2 separate regions of the Mus musculus genome follow, and region 2 is linked to region 1. The links are chromatin loops, found by intact Hi-C in ENCODE. Cell type or tissue: gastrocnemius. All regions are shown on one strand.

Region 1 (8,000 bases):
GCAGGAGACGTGGAAAAAGGACTGTCCCTGGGCTTGCTAGCCATAGCCAATAGGCAAACTCCAGCTGCAGCTACATATCAGACAGACAGACAGACATCAAGCTTGCCCTTATAACTCTGGGGAGAGCAGCCTTAACCCTTCCCAAGGGAAGCACCTGGGGGTGGGGGCGCAAAGGACCTCACCAGTCCTACCTCTCAAAAGCACCCCCACTTTCCAAAGTCCCAGCAAACCACAGCCATAGCTCATCAAGAATGGGCTCAACGTGTCCTTATAAAAGAGGACCAAGGGATTCAGTCACCCTTCCACCACTGAGAACACGTCAGACGGCAATCCAGAAGCAGTCGGCAGGTCTTCGCCAGTCACCAATCTGCCAGCACTTTCATTATGAACTTACAGCTTCTCAACTACAAGAAGGGATGTCCTGTCTTTACGCTCTCCCAGCTAAAGGTATTTGTTGTAGAAGCCTAAAATGTTGAAGACATGGATTAAGTGGACTGCGGCCAAGGCACGGCAAGCCTGGTTACAGTGGGAATGCATGGCCTTGTATTTCCCCATGTGATCTTATTTTTCAATCTCTCTCTCTCATCGCAACCCAGAAGATCATTATTCCTTTCAATCAAAATATATGAACACAATGGAAGCCTTTTTATTTATATAAGAAGCAAGACTTTGGGGCTGGAAAGATGGCTGAGTGGCTACGAGCATGAGCTGTTCTAGAAGACCCTGGTTCGGTTCCCAGCAGCCACGTGGTGGTTCATCTCCATCAGTGACTGCAGTTCCAGGGGACTGGACACCTTCTTCTTGCCTCCGAGGACACTCCACGCATGTGGTGCACAGACGTACACGCAGGCAAAACAGCCATACACATAGCAAAATAAAAATACTTTTAAAAGTAAAACTGTTTTTCTTGGGTTTTTTTTTGTTTTTGTTTTTGTTTTTTGTTTTTTGTTTTGCAAGACAGGGTCTCACTACATAGCTCTGGCTGTCCTGAAACTTACTATGTAGACTATGCTGGCCTCTAACTCACAGAGATCCACCTGCCTCTACATCCTGAGTGCTGGGATTAAAGGTGTGCCAGTATGCCAGCATAAGAGAATTTTAATACTCAGAAGTGATTTTTTTTTATTTGTGGGGGTTTTACTTGTTCATATATTTACCAGACTAGAAATAAAAGCCAGGGTCACCATCATGCTAGGCAAGAGTCTATCACAGATCTAGTGTCCCAAATCTTTCAAGAGCATTTTAAAAAATAAAATTACTGGCTGGGTGTGATGTTGCACAGCTTTGATTAACTTAGGAGGCAGAAGCAGGCAAACCTTTCTAAGTGTGAGGACAGCCAGGGCTACAGAGTAAGACCATATCTTCAAAAATAAGAATATTCAATTTAAGTAAACAAATAATAATCAAATTACTTTCGTTGAAATTTTCTCTTTTAAGTTTGTGTTGTTGTTTGGGGCTTTTTTTTTTTTTTAATTTGCAGGATGTGTCTGCATGAATGCACTCCAGGTGTAAGAGGTGCCCACCAGCCAGAAAAGGGCATGAGATTCCCTAGAGCTGGAGTTCCAGGTGGTTGTAAGCCCCTACATGGGTCCTCTGGAAGAGCAGCACGTGCTCGTAACCACTGAGCCATCTCTCCAGCCCCTCATCAGAGGGGTTTTTTTTGGGTTTTTTATGGGTTTGGGGGGTTTTTTGGGGGGTTTTTTGTTTGTTTGTTTGTTTTATGATTTATTTATGTATTTTATGTACACTGTAGCTGTCTTCAGACACTCCAGAAGAGGGCATCAGATCCTCTGTGGTTGCTGGGCATTGAACTCAGGGCCTCTGGAAGAGCAGTCAGTGCTCTTAACCGCTGAGCCATCTCTCTAGCCTCTTCTTTTTCTTTTTAATGATTTACTTATTTTTATTGCACGTAGTTACAGACAGTTGTGAGCTGCCATGTGGGTGTTGGGAATTGAACCCAGGTCCTCTGGAAGAGGAGCCAGTGCTCTTAACCTCTGAGCTACCTTAGGTTTCCCATCAGAGTTTTAAATAAACTATTAATACTATGTATCACACGGTGCCTCCTTCCCTAAAGCCCTTACAGTGAAGGAATGGTTGGGTTGTGGGAAGCAGCAGAATGGTGGCCAGTCGATTAAGGAAAAACTCGTGTCTCAAGTGTCCAGCTCCTGTTACACTGAAGTGACTTCCTCTGATGATGCTGACCTCTACAGCCAGCTATAGCTGGATGAGGTATGGGTTTTCTTACTGAGCAGAATTTCAGCTAAAGCTCAAAGCAGAGGGAAACAGGAGGCAAGTGCTCCACCCACCCCCAGAAGCTCACATCCATGTGTAGTTAAAAAGAAAAAAAGTAGGCAGCCCTGGCTCGGTGGTGCGTGCCTTGTACTCACTGATTAGAGTGCCTATCGCACATGTGTGAAGTCCCAAACTTAATCCCCAGTACCACCAGAAGGAAAAAAAACCTGAGAAAGAGTTTGAAGGCAGCAGGGTCTACACAGCAAGATCCTATTAATTAATCGACCAATTGATTAAGAAGAAATAAAAAAGGCAAAAGGGGAATTGGTAAGAGTGATCAAGGCAGAAAGTTGGTGGCCGGTAAGTGCAGGGAAGGGTGGGAAGAGAAGCATCCGAAGGTTAGGGTTGACTTAAGAGGAGATCTCCCTCCCTGGGTGAATGAGGAATGTCACAGGCAGCTACCACAGCAGGGTATGTTAGAGCTGTGGATGAGCCTGACATGAATCCTCAGAAATATAAGGGTATACAGGACAAAATCAATCTGGTGCCTACTTCTTGCCCATAGAAGTCAAGGCTGGGGACTAGAAAGGTGGCTTAGTGGTTAAGAGCACTGGCCACTCTTACAGAGGACCCTGGTTCAGTTCCCAGCACCCACACAGCTGCTTACAACCATCTGTAACCCCGACTGTTGGGAACCTGAAGCCCTCTTCTGACCCCAGGCATGCGGTGCGCGACAACCCTGTTGCAGATAAATGACTTGCACGTGTATAATTTATTTTCTTTTTTAAGAAAAAGGTGGAAGAGGAGGAAAGAAGAAATCCAGGGTAACTAAAGCACTCTAGGCAACAGGGTTGTGGAACAAAATCTTATGTTCCCCATGGCCTCAGTGGACCAGGAAGAGTGATCCAGAGAGAGCATCCAGAAAGGACCAAAAATAGCTGAGTGCAGCATCAGGAGGTCTCAGCAGGAGGCAGGGGTGGGAGGTGTTTTCCCAGCCACAAGAAGACAGTCAAACAATGGGACACCACAAAAGTCCCCAGGAGGCTTTCACAACCCACCAAGTTGCCCCTTAACTAAGAGCTACCTGACCCACCTTCTGTTCAACCACACTTTCTCCTTCCTTCTGACCCACAGAAGTATAGCAAAGCAAAGGAGGAGGGAAGTGGTACACACACACACACACACACACACACACACACACACACCACCTCTCCACCCCCACCCCACCCCCCACCTTCCAAGATGAGGCTTGAGGACCAGGATAAAGGGGGTCGCATAGAGGCTTAACTTAGCCAGGGATACAGGATCTAATGATTATGAAGCGATTTGGACAGGTGAAGGTAAGAGACCACTAAGGAACATCAAAAAGAGCGGAGCCTGTGGAAAACCTTCATGTGGTTTCAGGGCTGCCCCCCCCCTCCCCCGCACCGAATCTATTTTAGAAAATGCAATCACCTCACCTTTGAAAAGAGCCCTCCTTCCTCTATGCTGTATCCTTTAAGGTCCTCCTGTAACTTCTGCAAACACTGAACGACTCTTCTTTGATGTTCATCCTCCCTCAGCTCCTGAGATTTGATCAGAAAGTCGTAGTGGTCCAGAGGCCCGTGGCAAACAGCCAAGGCTTTCAAACGGGCCTCAGAAGCGGCTGTTGGGCGTACACCCTCGGATGTCTGGACTGTGTAGGCTATAAACAAAAACATGCAAGATTTTAGACTTCATTCGCTCATTTAGACAGGTCTTGGAATAGCAGCTGACCTCCCTACATAGCTGAGGACAGCTTTGACCTGCAGACGCTCCTGCCTTTATCTCTCAAGTAGGTGGACGACAAGCTATTTGGTCCTCATCCCTGGTTCTTATTAAGCGTTGCTAAAAAGGGTCGACTCAGAATTCCATGAGAAGGGCTGGAGAGTAAGGACTTGGTAGTAAGATTGCAAAGCAAAGCTCAGTTCCCAGCACCCACGTAGAGTGAATGCCTCACAACTCTTAACTCTATCTCCAGAAAAAAAAAAAGTCTGACGCCCTCTTCTGGCCTCTGAAGGTTCTGCACGCAAGTGACTCAACCCACACACAGTTATACACATATAGTCATCATTTTTCTAAAATTTTAAAGGGAGCAGGAGAAGTCGCTCAGCAGTTCAGAGAAGTAACTTCTCTTCCAGAGGGTCAGCTCCCAGCATCCACATCAGGCAACTCACAACAATCTGTAAATCAGGGAATCCAACATCCTCTGTCACACACATGGTTTATAAAGTAAAGCAAGCATCCATAAATACACGTAAATGAAAATAAATTAAACTTCGTATTTTAATGGAATCTTTTACAAAAAAAATAATAATAATTCCCTGAGTGGTTCATCTTTTGTTATTCATAATGACCCCTGTCTGACTTGGATAGCTTCAAAATGGAGACATTTGCCAAAAAGATAGAGCAAGCAGAAGACTGAATTTTCCAGCCCATGCACAGAACTCTGGGGCAGGCAGGAGGACCTGAGGTTGAACTTCAGGTTACTCTTATGTGGAGATCTGAGAGCCTCCACGTCAGTGAACACAGCGATGTACTGAGAGCGAGGTGTGCCTGCCTCATGTGCTCTCTCAGTTTTCCTGCCCCACGGCTGGACCTTTATAATAAACGAGTCATAAACCTGAGTTATGTGAGCCATTCTAGATAATTACCAAAACTGAGGTAGGGGAGGAATGGAAGTCCCTGGACCCAGAGCCTGCTGGGCAGAGATGTGGGCAAGTGGGCCATCTCATTTGCAGCTGGCATAGGAAGCGGAGCCGCACAGTGGCGCTGGGCTGTGCTCTCCATTCCTCGTGCAGTGTCAGCACTGAATTGGTTCTTGTTCTTACACCTGATGCTGAAAGATCTCAGAAGCCGGGTGGTAGCGGCACACGCCTTTAGTCCCAGCACTTGGGAGGCAGAGGCAGGCAGTTCAAGACCAGCCTGGTCTACAGAGTGAGTCTCAGGACAGCCAGGGCTACACAGAGAGACCCTGTCTCGAAAGACAGAGAATTCAGAGTCTCACAATCAGAGGAGAATGCTCTTTTCAGTCTCTTAACTTTCTGGAGTTTAACCAAATCAGGAAAGCTCAAAGCAATACTACTTTCCTTCCCTCTTTCCTACAAACCCCTCTCCTGACTCAGTGCTATGCCCATTCCCTGGTTCCTTTCATCCCACGGCACCCCACCCTCGCTTGGATGCTCATTATCTCCTGTGTAGGTTTGTCGGGGTCCCCTAGGATACCTTCCACCAACCCGAATGTGAGTCCAACTGTTTACATCAACAGACAAAACTGCAGCCTATCCAATGGCCTTAATTGGCTTTCTTTGCAATTCTAGACTCAAGTAACACAGCATGCCAAGAAATTCAGTCCACATTCCAGTGAGCTGGGCAGAGGTTAGTTTCATAGCGTGCTGAAGAAACCAGAAACAAAGCCAAAAGCACCCTGCTATAAGCTTTGACATCCTGTTTAATGAGGGATTTTTTTGTACATACAGAAATCTTTCATTCATTTTAGGCCCAGTGAGAAGACTTAAGAGGTTAAGGCACTTCCCTTACAAGCCGATGCCCTGAGTTTGATCCCTAGAACCCTCATACAGGTAGAAGGTGGGCTGACCTCTGACCTTCACATACAGGCAGTGACATGTACTCACACATGCACATCATACACATACATAACCATGAATAAAATTTAAAATCCTCAATTGGTTAAAGCAAAGTGGGAAGAGAGGAGCACACCTACCCACATAGCTCGCATTTCCCAGCAGCCCCCTGGCCACGTTCCCACCTTCTGGGATCACATTAAGTACAAACAGCATGTAAAGGTTAACACAGAAGGATGGAGATAGCAATCGACTGTTTCCAAGACTGCTTTAGACAGTTACTGGAGGCAGGGGAGAGGGCGGGGCGGGGGTTGTAGCATCATCACACCCAAAAAAAGTAAAGAGCAAAGCTCTGTAAACAATGTAGTTTCACTGAATATCCACTTCCCTTCATCCAATCGGAAATTCTGGTACAGCTAGGCAGCAGGCTATGACAATCACCATGAAAACCTTAGGCTGGGCCAGCAAGATGGCTCACTCAGCAAAAGCACTCACCCTGATGATGTGTTTCTAATCCCTAGAACTGCATAGCAGACACAGAGAGGGGGAACCCACTTTCACAGGCTGTCCTCTGACCTCCACACATGAGCCTGGAACTAACTCTGGATCAGGGTGGCTGTGAACTCAGAAACCGCCTGCCTCCTCTGCCTCTGCCTCTGCCTCTGCCTCTGCCTCTGCCTCTGCCTCTGCCTCTGCCTCTGCCTCTGCCTCTGCCTCTGCCTCTGCCTCCTCTACCTCTGCCTCTCTGCCTCTCTCTGCCTCTGCCTCTCTCCTCTGCCTCTCTGCCTCTCTGCCTCTCTCTCTGCCTCTCTGCCTCCTCTGCCTCTCTGCCTCTCTGCCTCTCTGCCTCTCCTCTGCCTCTCTCCTCTGCCTCTCTGCCTCTCCTCTGCCTCTCTGCCTCTCTGCCTCTGTCTCTGCCTCTGCCTCTCTCTGCCTCTCCTCTGCCTCTCTCCTCTGCCTCTCTGCCTCTCTGCCTCTGTCTCTGCCTCTGCCTCTGCCTCTCTCTGCCTCTCTCTGCCTCTGCCTCTCTCCTCTGCCTCTCTGCCTCTCTGCCTCTCTGCCTCTCTGCCTCTCTGCCTCTGTCTCTGCCTCTCTCTGCCTCTGCCTCCCTAGTGCTGGATCAAAGTGCACACCACCACACCCCCTGGATACTTTTCAATCTTTTGTGACCTCTTTAAATATCTTGTTTCTCACTGACAACTGCTGTACTATCTCATCAGCGTCCCCTCTGCACTGCCTATGAGTTGTTGCTTTTTTGTTGCTCTGTCTTTTGCTTGCTTGAGACAGGTCTCACTGTTAGCCCGGACCATCCTCTAACTGACAATCCCCCTCCTCTCTATCCTCTAGATTCTGGGGCTATCAGTATGAGCCACACCAGGCTTTCTACTCAATTTTTTCTTCCCTACCACTCAACTCTTAATCTATTTTAAAAACATCAAAATTAACAACAGAGCATCCTGAGCCCCATTGTTGAGGGACATACGGCCTCCTCCCTTCCTGTCGTGGCTCAACCTCTGGAGCCTTTCCCAGCCACTGGTCACATCCTGCCCAGGCTCAGCCTAGGATAACAGGCCTTGAGGAGACAGCTCCTCACGAGGCCCCAGGACTCACCGCTGCCAAACTCAGCAGCAACAACTTGGGCTTCCTATCTCCCATCTACGTGTGTAAAATATTTCACTTCTAAAGGTCATGCATAGGAAGGCCTGGAGACAAAGCGCACTGCATCGCTCCCAGCTCTGAAAAGCTTACCATTCTTTACTGCTTGTATTATTTCTCAACAATTACTGGGTACTATATACACCTTTTTCAAAAAAGAAATTGAAGGTGAACTGAGGAAGAGGCGTTTGCTTAGCCAGTTAGCAGCCGTGAATAGAGACTCTCTCTGCAAGATGCTCAAGGCTGAGATTGGCCAGCCTAGCCCTGGAGAGCAGCTGTATAAATTGAAATACAAAAGACTTCTCCAAAGCTGCATTAAATTAAATCTGTGACTACATCAGTATACACAAATTATGTGATGCTGCTCCCATATTATTTTGATTTGTATTAATTTGTCTTATTGTACTCCAAATGGACAGTGGAGAAATGCCTTCTGAAGTGCCATAGACTAATCTACAAACAAAAATGGAAGATTTTAGAAGCCCAAACGTCCATGTTGTTCTTTCTAAG
Region 2 (8,000 bases), 73 kb after region 1:
CTGTACAACATAGAAGGGAATACACTTTGGAAAAAATTGACACCACTACAAACTGAACTCAAGGTCCTGATGAATAGAAGGCATTCTTCTGTTTACTGACGGCATTAAACTTAGCTAGTGAGCAGAGTGCTCGAAGCAATGGACGCCACAGCAAGGTCGGTGCCTTGGTCTACACAGCAGGAAGTGCTCACCTCCAGGTGCCTCAGGGTTTTTTTGATTCTCAGCTATAAAACAGTTTTCAGTTTCCAAGTGCAATACTGAATTAAGAATAAAATTGACCCAAGAGAGTCGGTAGAATTAAGTAGAACTTTAATAGAGCTTGGCATTTGCTGCATGAAGTAATTTCTGAGCTCTACGGTAAACTTTGTAACAGGGACTTTGCACTTGATATCCCACTTTGCCTCCAGAGTACAAGGATTATAATTCTTACATGCATATTAAAATATTTTTTTGGCTAATGATAAAAATGGACTTGTGGTTTTGTTTTTTTCTCAGCTAGGGATTGAATCCAGGACCTCGGCTTTCCAGTTAAGCACTTTACTACTAAGCTGCACCTCGCCCCCCAGCCAATTCTTATTTGAATGTTCCTTAACATTTGTTTATTTGTATGTGAACACGTGCACATGCCACAGTACCCATGTGGAAGTCAGGACAGCTTGCAGTAGTTAGCTCCCCGCCTTGGATCGCATGAGTTTCTGGCATTGGATTTTTGCTTGATAGAAAGTGCACCTTTACCTGCCCTGGCCATCGGGACCCTCTTGTTACTGGATCAGGAATGCTGGGGGTGCACATCTTTAATCTCAGTGCTATTAGGAGGCAGAGATGGAAGATACCTGTGAGTTCAGAGTCAACCTGGTCTGCATAGTGAGTTCCAGGATAGCCAGGGCTATATAGAGAGGCCTTGTTTCAGCCTCCCTCCATGCCCACCCACTCCCCCAAAGTTGGCAGAAATAGCAACAAGTAGTCTTTAGTCCAAAAATTGTGTTGCATTATGACTAACCTCCGAATACTCAGCATCATGGTCTCAGTTCTTAAAATGCCCTCCCCTGTAAAGCTCTGCATCGTTTAAAGACTATGGGCATGTGCCCATGAGTACAGTAGCCAGAGACCAGAGAAGGTACTGGATCTCTCGGAACCCGTTACAAGTGGTTGTGAGCCACCAGCATGGGTGTGGAGGGCTGCACTTGATCCTGCAGAAGGATTCTTGCTCTCTCCAGCCCCTTAGTTACCCTTTATGTTAGGGTCTGTTTTGTTTTATATGACTCCTAATTTTCTCCTAGTGATAAATAAATTCTAACACTCCCTGACCTTTTGGGTACCCTAAGGTTGTAAATTAAGGGTACCATTTAGGGTCTAGGGAGATGCTCAGCAAATGACAGTGCTTGCCATGCATGTTCAGCCTCTTAGAACCCCTGCTGGAAAGCTGGATGACATGGTGGCAGGCTTCTGTAACCCCAGCTTTCCGACAGCAGGATGACTCGCTCAGAGCTGGCAGGCCAGACACACGAGAATACACAGATTAGCAGCTAAAACAAGACACCCTACTTCAAAACATGGTAGAAGGAAAGAACTAACCCACAAGGTTGTGCTCAGACCTCCACGTGCACACCCAGACACCCTCTCACCCACATTCAAGAGAAGTGAATTTCAAAGGAGAAAACAAAACAGTTACATTTTTGAACTGGAGATGAGACTCAGGTTGGTGTGAGGAGCCGCTGCTCCGGCCCAGCATTGCCAAAAGAAGAGTTAACTGGCCAGGACAGGATGATAGCAAGTTCAAGGCCTGCCTAGTCTACATAGTGAGGGGTAGTCAAGGCTTAGCCTGGGCATTGTGCTTAATAATGTTACAGTGTTTGTATGGTAACCATGTTTGTCACCTTATCAGTGTGCCAGACATTTCCCTCCCTTTCTGAATGTCTTAATGTTCTTCAACTTAGGAGTGACTGTTTTGCTTTCAGACAAATCTTCCTATCTTCAAGCTGAAGGAATCTACTGTTAGAAGAAGATACAGTGACTTTGAGTGGCTTCGAAGTGAACTAGAAAGAGAGAGCAAGGTAAGACTTATTTACAGTGGAGCTATGCTTTTCTGACTTACCATGTAACTTTAAAGCAAAATGTGCCAGTTCTAACTTAAGAGCTCCAGAATGTGGGTGAAAGCCGGTGCAGGACTTATGTGAAGGGTCCATCTCAGGCTGTACCTGAGTAGAGGACAGTCGTCCTCACTGTTCAGAGCTCTTTTTTCTGCTCAGTAGTGCAACTGGGCCTTTGCAGCTTGACGTTGTAATAGCCCTTCTCAGTCCTTCCTCATCCTCAAGGGCAGTATAATTTTCCAATTTTGTTTAACTCATAGTCTGCATATTTTATTATCTCACACGTATGTAGAAGTTTCATAAAAATGATGATCTTATTGTCTGGTAGATGGATATTCTTGAGATGAGCTTGTGTGGGCATAGGAGACACACCTGAGAAGTCTTATATATGATATTGTTTTGGGGCTGTGCACACAGACTTAGCAGAGTGTGAGGAGTTTAAAAGCTAAACCCAGGTTTTTATAGGAGCATAGTTTATAACACAGATATCATGAGTAGAGACCAGGGGTGCATCTCAGTGGCAAAGTGCATGTTTAGCATGTACCAAACCACATAGAAATCAGTGGACAGGTGAATTCAGTTAAAGACTTTGGAAAATCTGGAGAGTATTAAGGACTACAATATACGGCTGCTGGTAATTGTAGATAGAAGATCTAACTGTCTAAAACAAGTAGGAAATAAAAAACATAAAGCCAGGCATGGTGGCCCACGCCTTCAATCCTAGGAGACAGAGGCAGGAGGATCTCTGAGTTCAGGCTAGTCAGTTTCAGGACAGCTAGGGCTACAAAGAGAAACCCTATCTCAAAAATCAAATGTATGTACATTCATATGTATGTATATGATAAAAAATAAGGCAAATTGAACAATTTAGGAAAATAAAAATTTTAATGACCATGAAGAAGTATTTTGGTAGGCTGCATTTTTTCCCCCAAACATTGCTTATATGCACACTGGAATGTTTTTAAATGATTTATTTATTTTTATTTTAAGTCCATGGGTGTTTTGCCTACAAGTATGTATGCATGAGGGTGCTGGATCCTCTTAGAACTGGAGTTACACACAGTTGTGAGCTGCATGTGTGTGCTAGGAGTTAAAACGGGGTCCTGGAAGAGCATCCAGTGTTCCTGACCACCGAGTCATCTCTCCAGCTCCTGGAATGTTTAATAAATGTTGCTGATTATATACTTTCCCCCCCCCCAGCAACTGCTTTATCAAGAGATAAATTGTGTGCTTTACAGTTAGTGATATAATTCACCTAAGATGTTCAGAATTACACAGCCCATAACCACAGTGTAGGAACTCATTATCATCAATTATCCTTTTAAAAGAAGCTTGCTCAGCCCGCTGGAACCTACCTACCTGTGAGTAGTCCCAGCACTCGGGCAACAGAGGCAGGGTTGCTGAAAGTTCATGACCTTGTAGGTTTACAGTCCCAGGCCAGCTAGAGCAGCATGACAAGACCATCTCTAGAGAAAAGAAGGGAGAAAGAGGAAGGGAGAGAAAGAGTAAAAAGGACTCCTGTGTCTGTCTCTAGGTAGTGATGGCCAGTCTCTTCTCAGCTTCTCCTCTCCATCCTTGTCAACCGTGTATGCACTTTATGGCCTTATGGCAGCACAGAATACCTAGTGTTGTATGCTGCTTCTCTCAGTTTGCATGTTCTCGAGGTTTTATCCTATTGTAGCACATGTCACACTTGTTAAAAGATTTCATTTTGTGTGCTTATTATTTTGCCTCATATGAAGGCTTATCAGGTACTTGAGGAGACCAGAGTAGGGCATCAGATCCGCTGGACTGGAGTTACAGATGGTTGTGAGCTGCTGTGTATATGGTGGGAACAGAACCTGGGTTCTCTGTAAAAACTGCAAGGGCTTTTAACTGTCGAGCCATCTCCCTGGCCCATTATTGATTTTTATTGCAAAATAATAGCCTGTTGTATAGAAAGACCATTTTTTTATTTGCCCAATAGTTTTCCTTTTTTAAAAGATTTATTTATCATTTTATGTGTGTGGGTGTTTGCCTGTATATCTGTCTGTCTGTCTGTCTGTGCTCTGTGTGTGCAGAGAGACCAGAAGGTGTCAGCTGTCCTGAAACTGGCATTACAGACAGTGTGAGCTGCCATGTGTGTTCTGGAAATGGAACCTGGGTTCTCTTGAAGAGCAGTCAGTGCTCTTAGCCAGCAAGCTATCTTTCCAGCTCTTATTATCTTTCTTCATTTGCCATCTTAGGAATGAAACCCAGGGACTCACGCGTTAGAAGAATGCCCATCCACAAAGATAGGTACCGATCTCTAGCGATTCATCATTCGATAGATGCTTAGGTTGCTACTGTTCTTGACTAACCACCTACGATTATGTTGCTGAATTACATAACTTAAGATTTTGTTATTACATTTGGGTATGTGCATGTGTGCCTGCAGTCATGAGTGTCACAGCCAGGACAGCTCTCAGGAGTGAGTTCTCTTTTTACACTGGAGGTAATCAAATGAGGCTTGGCAGACGTGCCTTTACCCCCTGATCCATCTTGCCAGCCCATAACTACGCCTGCTCTCTTTTGAAAGTTGAAAGCTGCCCAGACTAGCATCCAACTCACCTTGTAGCCCAGCCAGGTTTGTCTTTCAGCTCCCGTGCCATTGTACCGTATGTGCAGCATTTCATTCTCCTTCCTGCCCTCAGTGTGAGCAACCCACGGCTCTCCGGTGCTGCTTATCACTCTTAGCCGTGTTGGTCGCGTAGGGAGTGAGTGGATCACTGGGCTTTTGGTGTCCATTTGGTGGCCAGTGTTGCTGCTGACCTTTTTTTCATTTACTCCTTGAGTCTGTGCTCTTTGGAGAAAAGTGGACTGAGATATTTTGTCTGTTTAGTTGGGCTGCCTTTTTATTATGTTGTACTGTCTAAAGTGTAAAACAGTAACTCCAGGTTCCTTACCATCTATCTATCTGCTCTGCAGTCTTTGTGGGCCATTCTACTTTGTACTCATGGACTATGCAAGCATCTTGGGAGTCCAGCCTGTTTGGAAATCTTACTCACATCATTTCGAAGAGCAACATACGTGGGTCCTTCTGTTATTTGTTTTTCTCGAAGGCCTATGCTAGAAACTGACATTCAATATCTGTCATCATGGTTTGATTCTTTAGCTTTCAACAGTATATTTAGCAGACATCTTCCTTTTAACCCACATACAGAAACAAATACAAGAAGTGTTAGTGTTCTAGACAGGGTCTCACACAGTCTAGACTGCCCTCAAACTCCGTGTAACCAAAGATAACCTTGAGGTCTTTTCCTCCTGCTTCTACATGTTGAAATTACGAGTGTGCCCTACTACTCCTGGCTGCAGATTGATAAAAAGAATTCTGATTAACTTTGAATATATGCAGCAGTCAGTAGAGTGCTTGCCTCTGATGCACAGAGCCCTGAGTTCAGATCCCTGCACTACACAAACCCAGCGTGATGGCACCTGCAGGTAGTCCCAGTAGGGGGGCCAGAAGCATAAGGTCATCCTTAGCCACGGAATGATTGAGGCCATCTGAGCTGAAGTAAAGGCATTCTAATTAAATCTTTTCGTTCTACTTAAAGATTGTTGGCTATGACGCTGCTGAGATAGATGCTCAGCAGATAAAGGCACTTGCCTGATGACCTGAGCTCACACAAGGGAAGCAAAGATCTGACTCCTGTGAGTCATCCACACGCGCACCTTTAGGAGTGTGCACATACATGTGCTACACACTTAAGCACACACATGCACAAATAAGTCAGCAAATGTAGCAACGTTTTCTTAATTTATTTGATGCTTAAGAGGATCTTTGCTAGATAAGCCATTCATGACTTCTATAGGTATCTGGCCTGCTAATTATAAGGTCCATTCTACTTACTATTTTGAACATTGTTAGGAAGAATATATATCTACAGGAAACAAAAATGTCTACGTGGTGACCAAAGCTTATAATCCCAGGTGGAAGCAGGGTTGGGGGAGTGGTCATAAACTCAAGGATAGCCTGGGCTACATGAAACCTTGAAAATACAGCACAGCATCTTACGCATCTTTCTCTTGAATTAAAGGTGATTCTTTAGTACACTGCTCTATTGTTTTTGGTTGGGGTGGGCTATTTTGTTGTGATCTTACATTTTATTTGTATGCCAGGGAAGGCCCAAGTCTGAGAAATGGAGCTGCAGAGTTGTGAGCTGCCATTTGCCTTCTGGGAGTTAAACCTGGGTCCTCTGTAGGAGCAGCCAGTGCTCCGTGCTTTTACCTGCTGAGCATATCTCCACCTTTTTTGATTTTTCTGAGACAGGGTTTCTCTGTGTAGTCTTGACTGTCCTGAAACTCACTATGTAGACCAGGCTGGCCTCAAACGACAGAGACCTGGACTGACTCTGTCTCCCTAGTGCTGGGGTTAAAGGTGTGTGTCACCCCCACCCCCCCCACACACACACACCTCCCAGCCTTTTTTTTTCCTTAATAGACCATTTTGTATGTGTATCTTCCCTCCATGTAGGCGCTGTTAGAACTGTGGGACAGGGTCCTTTCTCTGTGCAGGTTTTAACACTTAATTTGACACATTGACAATGTGGGAAAGAGATGTGTTGGTTCTAACAGAGACTTCTGGAAGTAAGTCCTTTAAATCATCGAAGAGCAGATCTAGGAAGGAAGGGATTGCAGAGTGTGTCTTGAGCATCTGCTCGGTTTCCTGTTCATTTCCTTGCTGCTGTTTTCTGTTGCCCCCCTCTTGTCTGTGTGCAGTTGATCTGGTCCTTCCATTTTTAACTTCAGTGAGTTACTAGTTTAGGGTAAATTTGTAAAGAAACAGAGCCTGCGGCAGAGCACATGTCTACAATGCTGTCGTCACTCCAGAGCCAGAGGCAGGGAGCATAAGTTCCCAGAGCTGCACAGGAAGGACCCGACTAAAAGGACCAGGGTCATAGAGCTGAGCTCCTGGTCTGGGGCTGCAGCTCCTTAGGTGGGGTGCTGCTTAGGGTTACAGCCCCTAGAACCATGGCAACAGTTGTATTTTGGTAGTGTTTGTTTTAAGACCGGGTCCCATGCTAACCTCAATCCCCCTGTTGTCGCTGAGGCTGGCCTTGAGTTCTTGATTTTCTACATCAGTTTCCTTGCTTGCCTAACATTGGCAAGGCCCTGGGTGAAGGAGGAAGCACAGCTCGGGTGTGAGACTCCAGGATGGACAAAGGAACTGAATTGTGTAGGTAGGTAGGTGCTGGCTAGAGGAACCAAATGTCTTAGAAAGTCCCAGAAGGGAAAGCTGAGTCCGTGAGTCCATTCAGTGGGAAGGACTGGGGACTTCTGAGAGTGGGAAAGAAGAAATGATAGTTTTTGGAGAAAGAGTAGAAAAGGAAGTTTGGGGGAAAGTTGATGGCTTGTGAGAAGATGGCCACAGTGCCTAGGATGGGATCCTTCACACGCAAGTGAGAACGGGCAGCCCTCCTTGGGTGAAGGGATTCTTGACAACAGCTACACTGTACAGAAAGAACATTGTGTTCTTTAGCTGGGGCTTGAGTTTGGTCAGCGCTGAAGCATCATCTTTCCCACGGAGTATTAGATGTGTTGAGAGGCTCAGGAACCTTTGTCTCAGTCCCAAATGACAGGATGTTGTTGTCTTTGTATAGTTGTTTGATAAATTCAAGAAGAAACCTGTGGACACCACCTTGAAGAGCCTTGGTCTTCTTGGACTTCTCCACATCCACAGCTGGCCATCTGGCTCCAGAGCCATGCCTTTTTTGTTTGTTCCTTTGTTCCTTTGATTTGGTTTTTACAGTGCTGAGAATTAAACCTGGGCCTCACTCTTGCTAGGCAAGAACTCTAACACTGAACTATACTCTGCCTTCTGTGTTTTCTTTTCAGTTGTGTATTTAAACAAGTTTGTAGGTAAAATGGCTGTCCTTGTGAGGGTATTTTTTG

What was found. Hi-C counts contacts between places; a loop is a spot of excess contacts. Peaks named below come from ENCODE experiments on the same cell type or tissue, not always from the same donor. Only the 100,000 strongest peaks of a DNase experiment are listed, where the experiment ranks them.
Region 2: a loop joins it to region 1, with 2.2 times the contacts of the local background. A loop is called at or near these places in 2 of 42 quality-filtered maps.

What each region holds. Positions count from the first base shown.
Region 1 is chr10:42,450,615-42,458,614 of GRCm38, forward strand. Afg1l (AFG1 like ATPase) reads right to left here. Exons shown (of 13, transcript NM_145743.2): 2 at 3,693-3,916. Among named protein-coding and RNA genes, the nearest start is that of Afg1l, 24 kb to the right of the region's middle. In gastrocnemius, a CTCF peak has its summit at 4,268 (motif pointing left); DNase peaks (open chromatin) are centred at 3,847 and 7,392; H3K27ac peaks cover 3,466 bases.
Region 2 is chr10:42,523,996-42,531,995 of GRCm38, forward strand. Snx3 (sorting nexin 3) reads left to right here. Exons shown (of 4, transcript NM_017472.4): 2 at 1,959-2,054. Among named protein-coding and RNA genes, the nearest start is that of Snx3, 26 kb to the left of the region's middle. In gastrocnemius, no CTCF peak of the experiment used is centred here; no DNase peak of the experiment used is centred here; H3K27ac peaks cover 341 bases.